2 separate regions of the Homo sapiens genome follow, and region 2 is linked to region 1. A link is a contact called in ENCODE Hi-C or POLR2A ChIA-PET data. All regions are on one chromosome and are shown on one strand. Each heading gives the region's core, a stretch centred on a gene start or an enhancer-like site at or near the end of the contact. The rest is flanking DNA. Distances are from core to core; before and after follow the strand shown.

Evidence for each region. Hi-C counts contacts between places; a loop is a spot of excess contacts on that map. ChIA-PET counts read pairs that join two places held with the same protein, here RNA polymerase II (POLR2A). Pooled maps may share reads with other maps.
Region 2: a loop to region 1 is called in a pooled map, with 2.2 times the contacts of the local background. The contact joins two enhancer-like sites. A Hi-C loop is called at or near these places in 2 of 168 maps with a recorded cell type or tissue (heart right ventricle and pancreas) and 8 of 50 pooled maps. POLR2A ChIA-PET finds 5 or more read pairs at or near these places in 4 of 52 experiments (H1, PC-9, activated CD8-positive, alpha-beta memory T cell and 1 more).

Annotation. Positions count from the first base shown.
Region 1 is chr14:63,437,130-63,442,579 of GRCh38, forward strand. All of the region lies in intron 3 of PPP2R5E (protein phosphatase 2 regulatory subunit B'epsilon), which reads right to left. Among named protein-coding and RNA genes, the nearest start is that of PPP2R5E, 100 kb to the right of the region's middle. RefSeq lists a silencer at 882-1,176. Within about 2 kb of position 1,427, at least 22 of the 41 ENCODE cell types and tissues checked have a DNase peak (open chromatin) inside an H3K27ac peak, as active enhancers do.
Region 2 is chr14:63,522,631-63,528,271 of GRCh38, forward strand. The region is part of intron 2 of PPP2R5E (protein phosphatase 2 regulatory subunit B'epsilon); the gene reads right to left. Among named protein-coding and RNA genes, the nearest start is that of PPP2R5E, 18 kb to the right of the region's middle. RefSeq lists enhancers at 2,081-2,230, 2,291-2,340. Within about 2 kb of position 2,306, at least 8 of the 41 ENCODE cell types and tissues checked have a DNase peak (open chromatin) inside an H3K27ac peak, as active enhancers do.

The DNA.
Region 1 (5,450 bases), core at 177-2,676:
CATGGCAGTTTACAAATGCCATGGCAATGTCAAGAAGTTACCCTATATGGTCTAAAAGGGAGAGGAACCCTCAGTTCGGGAACTACCTATCTCTTTCCCAGAAAACTCATGAATAATCCACCCCTTATTTAGAATATAATCAAGAAGTAACCATAAAAATGGATGACTATTTTTATGCCTATGGACTAGCCCTTCTTTTATTCCTTTGCTTTCTTAATAAACTTGCTTTCACTTTACTCTATGGACTCACCCCAAATTCTTTCTTACATGAGATCCAAGAACCCTCTCTTGGGGTCTGGGTCAGGACCCCTTTCCGGTAACACAACTACTCTCACTTTACAGAATAGGATATAACACATTTTGCACTTTGTTATTAAGGGCAGCACAAATACAAAACTTAATTTTCCAACAGTTTCTCTATTGTCTACAATTTTTTTTTAATCTGTCTAAGAGAAAAAAGCCAGAAATCTCTGAAAATGAAGTGGCCTGCCTTATTCCAGAGAGTGGTCTATCCTATTCTCATAAAGCCCTTACCTTCTGCAGGAAGGCCAATTCCACAGTATTTCAAAGTAGCCCATTTAGCACCTAACATTATCCTCCCAAGACCCCACTCCCTACCTTTCTGAAAAGTATAGAAACATCATATTTTCCAATAGAACTTCCTTGTCCATTTTGTCAAAAAAATACACTTGCTCTCCAACTTAGCAAATAATTATAACCAGCCTGATTTTTACTGAGAAATGTCTTTCCTTGTGTGTGCCACTCCTGACCCTCCTCACCATGACCCCACCAGCTGTCCCTCTCCACTACTTGGCCAACCCTCACCTCTCTCTACTCATCACAGAAATGGCATTTCTACTCTATAGTCTAGTGTCTTTGCACCATTTTTCAGAGGCAACTTGCTCCTGAGAAGTCACTGAATAGCATATTTCTTCTTGTTTTCCTACAGATCAAGTTTGGCTTTAAATACTGGTCAGCAGCCAACTGCCTCCTGGAAATGACCTGCTCATTGTCTGCTTGCCAGATTCTTGCCTCAGGCACTCCTGTCTCTGTGAATTCCACATTGAGGACACTCATTTTCTCAGCTTTTTCCTGCTCATCATGCACCACTGTGGTGTAACCAGCTTCCTCCAAACAATCAGCCAATAAATCCCTCTCTTTCATTTCTGTGTCTCCTCAGTAGAGAGACAGCCAAATCATACAAACTAACACCAAGAGCTGGGATTATCCAAGACCCACTTGCACATGCCACAAGCAAGATTTCACACTTTGTCATCCATGTGCTTAATAGATTTCCCAGAAGCATTGCTTATACCTTTAAACCACATTTTCAGCTTCAAGGTTAAATTAAAAGGTGGGAGAAAAGAGAAACCAAAACTTGAATGCAGTACTGTAACTTATCCTGCAAAATTCTGCTGCCAGCCACTGGGGGGAGGGGTAGAGACAGGGGGAGTATACTCATTACAGTGAGATATTATTGGATATATCAGTGCTAGACAAGTCACAGCTGTCAAACAATTTTAAGTATATTAAAAACTCTGAACAACCTTTAAAGCAGTTAAGCCAGAAGGACTACAGCTTGTAAATGAAGCAAATAGCAATCTCGAGTAGCTCAGTGGCTTCCTGAGTAAAAACCCTCTCTTTAGCACATTTAAATTAAAACTAAACACTTTAAAATCCTTGTCAGATTCCTTAAGAGAGAATGATTGCGGAGAGAAATGCTAAATTATTACTAGAGTTGGGGACGTGAATATGCAAGTATATCAGGAATTCATTTAGATGAACTTAGGGCAGTATATATATAAATGTATATATAACTATAAACACAGGGGCATATGCAGTTTCACAGGCAGTTCTCCCAAAAAAAAAAGGTATGAAAATAAAACTTCATAGAGAGTTTGAAATCAATAGTCAGACAAAAGATATGGAAAGTCATCTGAAAAAGACAAAAAAAAGCTTTCAGGTTAGCAAGACTTCATTGTAACCAGAAAAATGTATTAACCAATATAGACAGGTTAAGTCTACTGGGGTGCTAGAGATGGTACCATGAATAATGATAATAATGATATGGTGACTTTAACAATGCTTACCACAGTGCTAAGCACTGTTCATAAATTAATTTTCAAAACAACCTTATAGAGTTATAGTATAATAACAAGCTTAGAGGGATGAGACTCACCTGGGATCACATAGTTCAGTAAGTGGCCAGACTGGGTCCTGGTCTGTTTTTTTTTTTTGTTTTTGTTTTTGTTTCTGTTTTTTGAGACGGAGTTTTGCTCTTGTTGCCCAGGCTAGAGTGCAATGGCACGATCTCGGCTCACAACAACCTCCACCTCCCAGGTTCAAGCCATTCTCCTGCCTCAGCCTCCACAGTAGCTGGGATTACAGGCATGCGCCACCAGGCCTGGCTAATTTTGTATTTTTAGTAGAGACGGGGTTTCTCCGTGTTGGTCAGGCTGGTCTCGAACTCCGGACCTCAGGTGATCCACCCTCCTCGGCCTCCCAAAGTGCTGGGATTACAGGCGTGAGCCACCGCGCCCAGCCGGGTTCTGGTCTGTTTGTCTATGCCACTGACCCAGGAAGGACAGTAAAAAGGAAAAGCAGGCTGTACACACATAAGTGCTTCCAAGGATTAGGATGTCCATCATGGAGATGGAGGGATGTTTGAATCATCTAATTAACTCCCCTTGCTCTGAATTCAGGCTAACCAACCAACCTAAGGATTCCTTGGCAGCTCGCATAGCTTGCCTGCAGGGAGAGAAGGCACAGTTCAAATACACACAAACAGCTATCCACTGAGCAGTGCCCTTCTCACTCTGAATTCATACACTGGCACTTTCAATTTCCATATACGTTTTCTGTGGGTCCTACCAATTCAACACAAACAGGGCTGCAAGGTGGGGCCCCTCTATGATGCACAGGTAAGGTATCGCCACGCCAATGTTACCACATAAGGAGCACCAACGGGCAGAGGAGCCTGATTTTTGGAACTTCTAAGGGTGGGGCAGAGAGAGAAGTGGAGTGGGAAAGCACATGAACTCAGGGGACTGCTATCTGGGTGGAAGAGAGAGAGGGGTGTTCTGAAATACACGGCCTTCCTCCTGGGCTCCTCCTCACCTCCTCAATCACTATTTACTTTTCCAGACTGGGAATAAGTGGTAGGGTAGAGAGAAAAATTGAGAAGCAGCGTTAACAATTCAAGAATAACACAAAGGGAGTGTAAAGCTACTATATAGGGCAGCAGAAGTGGTAGGAGAGAGGGAGTGAAGAAGAAACTGTTCTTAAGCAAAAAAAAAAAAAATGAACATTTAACCCCAGAGCATACTATGTGGTCTGGCCTTGTCAGAAGCAGCAAAATACAGGGAAGGGCTTAAATCAAAGGCTTTTTTACTTTTTTAGAAGAGCTCAAGAAACAAACATAGCACAGAGGCAAGACTCCAACTTTTAGGGGTTTTAGACCTCATTCCTATTGGAAAGAATAATTCCAGGAAAGCATTATGGCTTAGCATCTAAGAGCATGGGTTCTGGGCCGGGTGCAGTGGCTCACGCCCGTAATCCCAGCACTTTGGGAGGCCGAGGCAGGCGCATCATGAGCTCAGGGAATCGAGACCATCCTGGCTAACACAGTGAAACTCCGTCTCTACTAAAAAATACAAAAAAAAAAAAAAAATTAGCTGGGCGTGGTGGCAGGCACCTGTAGTCCCAGCTACTCGGGAGGCTGAGGCAGGAGAATGGCGTGAGCCCGGGAGGCGGAGCTTGCAGTGAGCCGAGATCGCGCCACTGCACTCCAGCCTGGGCAACAGAGCGAGACTCCATCTCAAAAAAAAAAAAAAAAAAAGAGTATGGGTTCTGGAACCAGATCACCAAGGTTCAAATCTCAATCACCCAGGTGAGTGGCTTTGGACAAGTTTCTTAACCTCTCTCTTCCTTTACCTTATCTACAAAATGGTATCTATTAGATACTACCTATGTCACAGGTGGTTCTCATTCAATGTGAAGATTGAATTAACTCATATATTGTTCCTGCAGATTTTTATGCAGGTAACAATAGAAGGCATACGGGTGCTGGCCATCTTCTTTCATTAGTACACACCTTTGTGAAGAGACTCTAAGGATTAAGTATATGGCCACAAGTCTAAATCGTGTAACTTTACAACAACCTACCTAAATTCACACCATATAAAACAAAAAATCTGAACAGTCAGACATGTATTTAAGATACTGAGTTCACTACCAAAAGCCTTCCCACAGAGAAACTCTAGCCCAAATGGTTTCACTGGTGAAATCATTCTAACAACTTCATTTTTCATCTTTAGTTACTGCCAGAAATGGGGGGACCCCGTTCCTTTCCAATCTTGTACTCTCCAAGTGAGCAGCATCCAGCATAGATATTTAGTGCACACAGGGTAAAATCGCGCTTAAACCATTTTTGAGTCACATGTACCTTTGAAAATTTAAGCAAAAGCAAGTTATTTTCTCCTATAAAAATACATAGAACACAGCAGGGCGCGGTGGTTCACGCCTGTAATCCCAGCACTTTGGGAGGCCGAGGCGGGCAGATCATGAGGTCAGGAGATTGAGACCATCCTGGCTAACATGGTGAAACACCGTCTCTACTAAAACACAAAAAATTACTCGGGTGTGGTGGCGGGCACCTGTAGTCCCAGCTACTCGGGAGGCTGAGGCAGGAGAACGCCATGAACCTGGGAGGTGGAGCTTGCCGTGAGCCAAGATCGCGCCACTGCACTCCAGCCTGGGCCACAGAGCAAGACTCCGTCTAAAAAAAAAAAAAAAAAATACACAGAATACACAAAATTTTGCAGTTAACCTAAGAGGGTTCAGTGACCCCAAGAAATCCATCTATGGGCACCCCAAGCTGCTAAATCAATACTGTTAAATGAGCTTTAACTGGATTAGCACAGTTAAATTGTGGGAATTGAGGAAGTACAGACCAGTTTCCCTACCCTTTGAAAAATTACGAATGCTAACAAACTGTTCCTAACCTTGAGCAGTAAGTTCCTCCTGATTTCATTCTACAAATGTCTTTGGGAGATCTCATTATCATATCCTTAAATTTTTTCCTTTGTACCAAGGAATTCTTTAATTTCTAATCTAATTCTCAGGTCTTCTTTTACGCTTATCCTATCCTTCAAATTTCCCACCAGCTTCAGTTATTAAGTGTGCTTCTCAGATATCACTCATTTCTCTTCCATTATGTATAATTCTAATATTATAAACAGTCCACCCTCACCCACCCACCCCCAATGGCTCTTTTGCTATTAATGCATATCTACAAATCTTATCTCCTTTGGATCTAAAGAGTCACCTCCAAGGCAAATTCTGGCCAGGATGTATACAGTAGTCCCCGTCCTATCTGTGGTTTGACTTCCCATGGTTTCAGTCACCCATGGAATAAGTACAATAAGACATTTTGAGAGAGAGACAGAGAG
Region 2 (5,641 bases), core at 1,056-3,555, 86 kb after region 1:
CCGCGACCCCGTCTGGGAGGAGAGGAGCGTCTCTGCCCGGCCGCGACCCCGTCTGGGAGGAGAGGAGCGTCTCTGCCCGGCCGCCCCGTCTGAGAAGTGAGGAGCCCCTCCGCCCGGAAGCCGCCCCGTCTGAGAAGTGAGGAGCGTCACCGCCCGGCAGCCACCCCGTCCAGGAAGGAGGTGGGGGTCACCCACCGCCAGGCCAGCCGCCCCGTCCAGGAGGGAGGTGGGGGGGGTCAGCCCCCCGCCCGGCCAGCCGCCCCGTCCGGGAGGGAGGTCGGGGGGTCAGCCCTCTACCCGGCCAGCCGCCCCGTCCGGGAGGGAGGTGGGGGGGTCAGCCCCCTGCCCGGCCAGCCGCCCCGTCCGGGAGGTGAGGGGCGCCTCTGCCCGGCCGCCCCTACTGGGAAGTAAGGAGCCCCTCTGCCCGGCCAGCCGCCCCGTCCGGGAGGGAGGTGGGGGGGTCAGCCCCCCGCCCGGCCAGCAGCCCCTTCCGGGAAGTGGGGGGCGCCTCTGCCCGGCCGCCCCTACTGGGAGGTGAGGAGCCCCTCTGCCCGGCCACCACCCCATCTGGGAGGTGTGCCCGGCAGCTCATTGAGAACGGGCCATGATGACAATGGCGGTTTTGTGGAGTAGAAAGTGGTGAGAGGTGGGGAAAAGAGTGAGAAATCGGATGGTTGCCGTGTTTGTGTAGTAGGAGGTAGACATGGGAGACTTTTCATTTTGTTCTGTACTAAGAAAAATTCTTCTGCCTTGGGATCCTGTTGATCTGTGACCTTACCCCCAACCCTGTGCTCTCTGAAACATGTGCTGTGTCCACTCAAGGTTAAATGGATTAAGGGCGGTGCAAGATGTGCTTTGTTAAACAGATGCTTGAAGGCAGCATGCTCGTTAAGAGTCATCACCACTCCCTAATCTCAAGTACCCAGGGACACAAACACTGCGGAAGGCCGCAGGGTCCTCCGCCTAGGAAAACCAGAGACCTTTGTTCACTTGTTTATCTGCTGACCTTCCCTCCACTATTGTCCCGTGACCCTGCCAAATCCCCCTCTGTGAGAAACACCCAAGAATGATCAAAAATAAATAAATTAAAAAAAAAAACAAAGGTTACACGCTAAAAAAAAAAAAAAAATTAATTTGATGAGATAAAGATCAAAAGTAGCCTTCTTACCCTCAAAAAAACTCTTCACCTTTGCTATAAATATTCTTGCATTCAAAGTACTCATTCAATCAAAAACAGTGTTGTGTGCTTATAATGTGTAAGGCACACAACAGCTGTGATTCCTACACTGCTAGTAGAAGACAGCCCTTAGGAGCCTGAACCTACTCTGAATTCTCACTATATTTCCTCATAAGATATGGTGGAGGAGTATGCCCTACTATTGCCAGATATTGTTTCCTGGGGGCACTTCAGTAAAAGGTTAATTCAAGTCTGTATCTCCCTTATTAGAAGACAGTATTTTTCCTGAAATGGTGCCAAGTCTCAATTTGCTACATGTTCTTTTTAATGTTTTAACATTTTACTTTGAACAGTGTTCCAGGCACAAGCAGCCCTGAATTAATTAAATTAAAATTTAACGTCACTGTGAGACAAAAGTCTTTCATGGTGCCTACATAACGGATGAACTTTTGCCAGATTGCTTCTCTCACAACACTGCATATTCTGAAACAAGATCCAGGTCCACAGGGCTGACTTCAAGAAAGATAAATGGCAAACAGAGAGATGAGGGAACGCATATTTATTAAGCAGCCAACCACTATTCAGACAGTTTACCCACAATGCCTCACTTACTCTTCACAACCACCTTGGGCAGCATGAATCTCGTTTTACCAAAAGGGAGACTGAAGTTCCAAAGACGTTTAAATAACTCACCTCAGTTCATAAAGCTAAGATTATCACCTAGACTTGAACCCAGACCCTTTCCTACAATAAGTGAGTTCCCCAAAGATGGAGGGATGAGTGTTCAAGGACACCACAGCCAGAATGCTACCAGTTTACTGAACTGTTCCTTACTATTCCATGACTGACATGACTGACATGCCTTCACCAGGACACAGCATGAGTTGCACAGGGGCCCAGGGACACGTCTTGTGCCCAGCTCCCCGGCCTGGCCAGCCTTCTTGAGGAGCCCAGAGCCCACGGCCTGCCACACCTCTCCCCATCACCACCCACAGTGCTGCTGCAGGCCTGGCTGCTCCCCTCATTCTTCTCTTCTCTGCTTTGCTTTCTCACCACCTTCAGTCTCCTCGTAATTTTTAGAGTACTTGCAAAAACGTCTTAGTAAATCACCCCAGCACAGTATGACCAAGATTGCGGTTAGCTGTTCTCACCTGCACACATTTATGACTAACGGCCACAACAAGGAAGTTACCAGCTTTAGAGCCAGACCGGCCTAGGGTCCCACCCCTGGCTCTCTCTGCACGAGTGGGCAAGTTACTTTGCCCTCAGTTAAAAGCAAACATCGCTTGTTCTTGGTATTGGGCGTGCAGCTTAAATGAGACGCCATGTGGTACATTGCCTGGCACACCGAAAAACCAACAGACATCTCTTCTTAACTGATTGCTAACCTATTTCTTTACCAGCAGAAACAACCTGACTTTCTCCTCCCAAATTCTCCCAGGTCCACAGCCATTCCAGAAAAATGTTTCTTTACAGGCACACTCAATTTTATCACTGGTATTCCTATTCACCCAGCTTAATTTTTCAAATGATGCAGATCAAAATTTTCCAGCCAACCACACACTACAGTCATGTAGTAACTTCTCCCTTCAAATACCTTTTAAAATTCTATTTGGTATCAAAAAGAATCAAAAATCAGGAAAGACATACAGGAGAAGAAACCTCTAGTCATGAGAGCTCCCTTCTACAGAGAGAGATGACAAATTCTGTCTCCACTCTGAGTGAGAAAACATGCCAACCACCCAAAGCAACTGTTCCTAGCCTTTGGAGAAACTCCTTTGAGAATCTGATGAAAGCTCTACCTTTGTCCGGAAAAGTGTCAGTCTGCACAGAGACACAAAATACTCCCTGGAATTTCAAGAGGGTCAAGGGCCCTCTAAAACTCACCCACTGACCACAAGATAAGAGCCATCAACAAAGAGCCATCTGTGATACTCTTTAAACTGGTAAAATCCTCAATTCAGATTTTGTTTCCTTAAGGTGCAATAAACTTAAAAGCCTATGCAAAGACCTCAAGAAGGTACACTAAGAAAGAAGTTTCTCATTCAGTTCTTCCTGTCTTTTTTTTGAGATGGAGTTTTGCTCTGTACCCAGGATGGAGTGCAGTGGTGCAATCTCAGCTCACTGCAACCTCCGCCGCATGGGTTCAAGAGATTCTCCTGCCTCAGCCTCCCAAGTAGCTGAGATTACAGGCACCTACCACCACACCTGGCTAATTTTTTTTGTATTTTTAGTAGAGATGGGGTTACACCATGTTGGCCAGGCTGGTCTCGAACTCCTGACTTCAAGTGATCTGCCTGCCTCAGCCTCCCAAAGTGCTGGGATTACAGGAGTGAGCCACCATGCCTGGCCCTCTTCATGTCCTTCGCTGGTTCAAAATAAAATGCTGCAAAACTAACATGGCTCAAAACCCAAAGAGAAAGTTCTCTCTTTGAATCTAAATATCAAAACAAAGCTGTGTTCCAGACCAGTGTGTGTGCTGGGGAATGGGCAAGCGAAATGGAGGCACGAAAGTATTAGAACTCTATATCTTATTTTTCAATATCATCCTTTTTAAACATCTCTATGTTTGTATATGTTTTAATGTTGTGTAACAGGACAAATACAAGAGTGCTGAAGTTATATTCTCTGATAGAAGTAAGCAATTACAAAAACATTTGAAGATCCTGTCCTGGGAAACAACTTTCTCTCTTTCTGTCTCTCTGTCTCTCTTTCTCTTTCTCTCTCTCTCTCTCAATCTTTCTCTCTTTCTCTTTTTCTTTTTGAGACAGGGTCTCACTCTGTCACCCAAGCTGGAGTGCAGCAGCATGATCTTGGCTCACTGCTGCAGCCTTGACCTCCCGGAATCAGGTGATTCTCTCACCTTGGCCTGCAGAGTAGCTGGGACGACAGGAGCATGCCTCCACACCTGGCTAATTTTTCTATTTTTTGTAGAGACAGAGTTTTGCCATGCTTCCCAGGCTGGTCTTGAACTCCTGGGCTCAAGCGATCCTCCCACCTCAGCCTCCCAAAGTGCTAGGTAGGATTACAGGTGTGAGCTACTGCGCCCAGCCTAACAACTTCCAAATTAAGTTTACCTAGGCCGGGCACAGTGGCTCACGCCTGTAATCCCAGCACTCTGGGAGGCCAAGGCGGGCGGATCACCTGAGGTTGGCAGCTCAAGACCAGCCTGACCAACACAGTGAAACCCCATTTCTACTAAAAATACAAAATTAGTCAGTTGTGGTGGCACATGCCTGTAATCCCAGCTACTCGGGAGGCTGAGGCAGGAGAATCACTTGAACCCAGGAGGTGGGGGTTGCAGTGAGTCAAGATCAAGCCGTTGCTCTCCAGCCTGGACAACAAGAGGGAAACTCCGTCTCAAAAAAAAAGAAAGTTTATCTAATAATAATTTTACCTGGTAATGCTCCATAAATGGAATTTCCCTTGAAAATAATTACATTAGCCACTTTAAATTCTGATTCCAGAAACAAGAAATCTGTCTCAAACTGACATTAACTAAACAGTAATGCTGAGATTGTTCCATAAGAACTAGTTTCTCCTTTTTGCTTTAAAAGTATAATTCTCACAGCTGTATATACTCCATATTTTTCTTCCTTAAATGCAAAGAATCCATGTAACGTGTTAAAGGAACAAAAATCAACTAAAAGACGTTAGTAAACATTTGCCATTGTGTACTTTTTCCTATAATTATAGTAGTTAATATTCTTCAACTCATACAGTGTATCTAGCACTAGGCTAAATGTTTTACCTGCCTTCTGGAATTTAATCTGACTCTATGATATGGCTTCTATTACTCTCCCAGTTTTAGAGAGAAGAAAACCAAGGCTTAGAAGTCAGCTCCTGGCCAGGTGTGGTGGCTCAATGCCTGTAATCCCAGCACTTTGAGAGGCCAAGGCGGGCGAATCACACGGTCAGGAGTTCAAGACCAGCCTGGCCAACATGGCAAAACCCCATCTATACTAAAAATACAAAAACTTAGCTGGGCGTGGTGGTGGGTGCCTGTAATCTCAGCTACTCAGGAGGCTGAGGCAGAAGAATTGCTTGAACCCGGGAGGTGGAGGTTGCAATGAGCAGAGATCGCGTCACTGCACTCCAGCCCAGGCGACAATGTAAGAAAAAAAAAAAAAAAGTCAAATGGCTTCTAATGGTGGACTCAGAATTCAAACTCAGGTATGTGTGACCCCAGGGCCTACATTCTTACTGAGGGAAACTATGCTTAATTCTACTGTAACATAAAAATAAGATTCCATATAAGTTTTCAAAAAAAAAACCTTCAAATACAAAAGGTAGAAACCATTTTTAAGTATTAAAAGAGGATGTCATCACTTGCAAACAAAAGAACTACTTTAGCCTATTCGAAATATCTAGAAACTTTACTGATCTTTTTCAAGCACTACAAAATCTAATTACTATTATGAGCCAATATTATAAAATGTAAGTTTTACAAATCAGAGAACATTT